2 separate regions of the Homo sapiens genome follow, and region 2 is linked to region 1. A link is an interaction called in ENCODE POLR2A ChIA-PET data of the cell type or tissue named here. Cell type or tissue: OCI-LY7. All regions are shown on one strand.

Region 1 (2,500 bases):
AGCTACTCAGGAGGCTGGGGTGGGGGGATGGCTTGAGCCCAGGAGGTTGAGGCTGCAGTGAGATGTGACTGTGCCACCATACTCCAGCCTGGGTGACAGGAGTGAGGCCCTGTCTCTAAAACAGTAATAATAAAATACTTTAGCAACAAAATACCCAAGGAAAGAAAAAAGGCACAGCTGGGGCAAGCATGGTCAAGTGTGGGTAACACTGAATTTGAGGTGATGCGGGTTCCTTACATTCCTGCTTTGTATATTTTGAAAACTTCCTAAATAAAAAACTAAAGAATTATCTCTAGAAAGTGAGGTTCCATTAACACAAACCAAAAACAGCAAGATCTATTTTATAGGAGGCCTAGTAGAAGATGCCCAAGAACAAAATTTATTTAGAATCTCGCACATGAGCGAGTGATGAGATACCTCTGCTGGGGTAGGGGCATGATCCCACTCCTTAGGAAGGAACATTCCAGCTTCCACAGCATTAGCTTCACCAGGGAGCGGCCACCCCTGCCCCACAGCAGTGCTAGCTCAAAACCACCCAAACCTAACCTGCTGTCCAGACGCCAGGGTGGGTTCCCTTAAAAACAAAAAGACAACTTTGTTAGTTCACAGCATCAGCAAGGACCGTCGTCAGGCAACAGTAATGAAGGGGAGAGGAACCATCAGCTACCATATGAATACTAAGGTTTAGGAAAACGTTTTAAATGTTATCTATACTCATTTCTCCCCAGCACACAAATCCAAGGTTTATTTTTGGAGTGACAGTAAGAAAAGAAGAACCTCCCAAACAGTCCTGTCCTGACCTCAGGTTCACTGCTGCGCTTCTGTCTGTTAACATTTTCACAGGTATTTGTTAGCCAATGTAGAAAGCTGTGCCCAATGGCCCCTAAAGCATCAAGAAGGCAGGTCTAAATTACCAGGGACAGAATGAATAACAACTATACAGACTGAAACTTCTAGCTGCATAAGCAAAATGATGAGACTGCGGTTTAGGTATAACAAAGCTACAAAAATGGGAAACTGCCTGATGTGGTTAGCCACAAAACCCCTGCTGGCATCCAGCCAACACTGATGAGAAAAGGAAAACCAGCCCTTGCAAGATGCCCTCAATGGCTCAGACACCTGAGCCACGTGGTCCCTGTGCAATCACAGTAAATCCATCCAGGCAAAACATCAGAGATCTTACAATGTGAACAGGAATGAAATGTAAAGTTTCCACAAGACATTCTGGGAAGAGAATTAAACTTTAAATGTGGTATTGCACTACTAGGTAAGATCAGAAAAGAAAAACAACAAAAACCCCAACCCTATCTGTGGACTTGACAAATTGAACAGTGTCATCTAGGGCTGGCCTGAGACCGGCACTTGTGGGTGCTGAGCTGCATGGCAGTGGTTTCCCCATGACGTCCCTGGATGGACCTACCCACTCTGTGCCACAAACATCAGCCTTGACTTTTATGGTGGTTTAGACTGAGAAGCTCTCCATGTGGTACCCAGCAGGGCCCATGGCACCTGGTATGTGTTTACGGGTACGCTGGATGGGTGGGCAGGGCCACCTTGGCACACCTGCCCCTGGGACCCTTCCCATTGTCCTGGGACAGAATGATGCCCATGGTGTGTCTGGTTCTGCTTTTTTTGCAACCACGTATCTTCTAGTTCCCAATTAAGCTGAAGAAAAGAAAACAGCTCAAACTTACATAAGTGCATTTTAAACCAACGCCTCTCCAAGACCACTATCTACACACAGCACTATTTCTGGGTCTCAAGTCAATAATGAGGCAGTGGCCCTTTGACACCTTTAAAAAAAAAAATGACATGGTGCCTTTGGCACTGGGACAGTTCCAGGCATCCCCTCACCCCCAACCCCAGTGCAATGGATGACTGTCCCCCCAGAGTCCCAGTGGGACTCTTTCTCCACTTGTCTGTGCAAAAGGGTTGCTGAAGAAAAGGCTAATGTCTACGGGGGCCTTAGGGTCTCAGAGTCCCACGAGTTTGACCACAGCACACAGGAGGCCATGGCCTATGGCCATCTTTCCCAGGGTTAGGGCTGTAGAGGCATACTCAAGGTTTTGTGTAGCGCAGTGGCTGGACAAGTGAGACAAAACCTGTGTCCTAGTTAATTATAGGCAACAGGGCTCATCTTGAAAAGCAGCATCAATAGTGTAATACACATATTCTATTGAAGATCAACATGAACAGAATTGTGTAACATTCAGAATGTATAGCACCAGTTCTTACTTGAATCAAAGCATATGGCAAAAAACATAAACTACAAAGACTAATTTATCGGTCCTCTAGGAGGACTGGCTGGAGTACTCAGGTCTAAGACCGGAGGCATAGCTTTTACGTCATTCCAAGTGAAAGGTCAAATTTTTTGACATTCAAAAAAGTATAATAAATCAGGAAATTAAAAAAAAATTGAATATCTATCCATGAAATGAAAGTCACTTTCTGTGTTTAAACCAAACAATTCTGAGCTCTAAACCACACAGCGTGGGTGAGT
Region 2 (2,500 bases), 110 kb before region 1:
GAGCTGAGCCCTCCCTCCCACGGTGACAAATGTGTGGTGCCCCCCAGAAGCAGGGCACCTTCCTCTGTGCAGCCACCTGCCCTGGCCGGCTGCAAATCTCAGATGCTGTGAGTAGATCTGTCATCCATTTCCTTTGCCCAGTGGGTCTGAGGCAGATCTGAGACTCTACCCCTAGCATGGAGTGGGGAGGGAGGTCTGCCGGTCTTGGAAGGCTTCCAGAGCCCCCCTCCCTGTCTCCAGTGACTTCCCTCACTGAGGGGTACCCCTTGGGGTAGAGGCCACTCTACCCCGTTGCCCTTGGCAACGCTAGACCCTGAAGTGAGTTGTGTGGGTGATACAGCTTGGATCTGTGTCCCAGCTCAAATCTCCCGTCAAATTGTAAACCCCAGTGTTGGGGGAGGGGCCTGGTGGGAGATGATTGGATGATGGGGGCTGATTTGCAGTGCTCGTGATAGTGAGTGAGTTCTCACGAGATCTGCCTCTTTAAAAGCGTGTGGCACCTTCCGCTTCACTCTCTTCCTCCTTCCGCCTCGTAAGACACGTCTCTTTCCTCTTCGCCCTCCGCCATGATTGTAAGTTTCCTGAGGCCTCCCAGCCATGCTTCCTGTACAGCCTGTGGAACCGTGAGCCAATTAAATCTCTTTTCTTTATAAATTACCCAGTCTCGGCTGGATGCGGTGGCTCACACCTGTAATCCCAGCACTTTGGGAGGCTGAGGCGGGTGGATCACCTGAAGTCAGGAGTTGGAGACCACCCTGGCCAACATGGTGAAACCCCGTCTCTACTAAAAATACAAAAAATTAGCTGGGTGTGGTAGCGGGCACCTGTAATCCCAGCTGCTCCGGAGGCTGAGGCAGGAGAATTGCTTGAACCCAGGAGGCGGAGGTTGCAGTGAGCTGAGATCGTGCCACTGCACTGCAGCCTGGGCTACAAGGGTGAAACTCCATCTCAGAATAAATAAATAAATAACCCAGTCTCAGGTACACTGGGGATGCCATGCCGGGGGTGGGTGGGACTGGGCGGGCGTTCAGCCTGCAGGCCACGGGGGTCGGTGGCAGCAGAGTCCTTGGACTTTGTGCCGGCCACCTCACTCTGGACTGGCCTCTCCACCCACTACCCGGTGGCCTTCAGATGGTCCTTTTTTTGCAAAACCAGGCAGAGGGTTGTGTGGCGAGCCGCCCGGAATCTTTCTGCTGGGTAGTGTGTGTCTGCACGTGCCCCAGGCTGGCACCCCTCCGTCACCTCCCGGTCACTGCAGGCTGCCTCTGAGGAGGGCAGTACCTGCCCACAAAGGCCCACGGAGCCATGGCTTCTTCCCAGTGGTGATCCCTGATGGGCTGGAAGGTGACCGAACCGCTTGTCCTTTATAAGCTGGGCTTGCTGCTTGCCGTTGAGGAAGAGCTTGTCATGGGTGTCAGCGTTTAAAAGTGGAATGTGAGTTTCTGAACGCGCTGGCATTGCAGGGGAAAGTACATACTTGCAGGGAAAAAGACACGAAGGAGACACAGGAGACGGGGGCGGGGAACGGAGGGTTCAGCAGCGGCGGCAGCCTCAGGCATAGGTGGGTCCTGCCTGGCCCTACCACTCCGGCCTCATTCTTTAGAGGGTCTGTTCTGAGCCCAGCCCCTAAGGGGTACTGAGCTGTCAGTATGTGCAGGGGCGTGGATGGTATGAGTGGGCCGGACAGGGTGTGGACCGGCATGGCGCGGCGTGGAGAGGCCAGAGGGACTGGGTGGGGCCGAACACAAGCGGCTCGCAGGAAGCCTCTGGAGTGCAGGGCGTGCTGCGGGTGCAAGAGACAGGCTGCAGCGCTCTGAGGGAGTCCCGCATTCTGAGTTGGATCAGAGCCTGGTGTCTCTGGTGGGGCCAGGACATTCTCATTGGCCAGTTCCTGTGCATGGGGTGACCCAGGCTGCATGGAGGGAGCCGCTTGTGGGTGGGCCACACCTCTCGTTCTCCTTTCAAAATGCTCCTGAGGTAGCAGCTGCCTGGCTGCTTCGCCATTGCCACCCCGTCCCAGCCGCGCCACCTCCTTCCGGACAGCCCCAGCACCCTCAGTGAGACCAGAGCCCCTCCTGCCTCTGCAGCCTCCTCTCCCGCTCCTCGAAGATTACTTTCCTTCTTCCTGGAACATTCTTCCCCCATCTTCAAACTCTGCCACCCGGCGTTTCCTCAGAGAACGCCCCCCACCCCACCCCACGGGTCACCCCCACTCCAGGTTCAAGTGGCCGAGGTGAATACTGGGTGGGCAGGGCAGGAAGTGGGCGGCAAGACACCTCCACCATCCCAGCCCACCCTCGCTGCGGTCGAACCTTCCCACTAGAACTAAAATGAGATTCCTGTGTTTTCACTTGGCCAGCGCAAGCCTTCCTCCTGGGCGGAGGGACCCCCCTGAGGTCTCCCCACCTCCCGTGGGGGGTTTCCCTGTGCCTGGGAGGCAGATGGGCTGTGGTGAGCCCTGAGTGGACTCAGCCAACAGCAGGGGCTGCTGCTATTGTGC

What was found. ChIA-PET counts read pairs that join two places held together with the same protein. Peaks named below come from ENCODE experiments on the same cell type or tissue, not always from the same donor. Only the 100,000 strongest peaks of a DNase experiment are listed, where the experiment ranks them.
Region 2: POLR2A ChIA-PET joins it to region 1 with 5 read pairs; 2 of 35 experiments call an interaction of 5 or more read pairs at or near these places.

The regions. Positions count from the first base shown.
Region 1 is chr2:241,442,563-241,445,062 of GRCh38, reverse strand. All of the region lies in intron 13 of FARP2 (FERM, ARH/RhoGEF and pleckstrin domain protein 2), which reads right to left. Among named protein-coding and RNA genes, the nearest start is that of MIR3133, 34 kb to the left of the region's middle. In OCI-LY7, no CTCF peak of the experiment used is centred here; a DNase peak (open chromatin) is centred at 1,042; H3K4me3 peaks cover 563 bases.
Region 2 is chr2:241,551,618-241,554,117 of GRCh38, reverse strand. The region is part of intron 1 of BOK-AS1 (BOK antisense RNA 1); the gene reads left to right. LOC105373974 (a long non-coding RNA gene) reads left to right here and starts at 1,277. Exons shown (of 3, transcript XR_924069.3): 1 at 1,277-1,434. It also overlaps a transcript of BOK not described here. RefSeq lists a silencer at 1,935-2,173 and an enhancer at 1,843-2,500. In OCI-LY7, no CTCF peak of the experiment used is centred here; no DNase peak of the experiment used is centred here.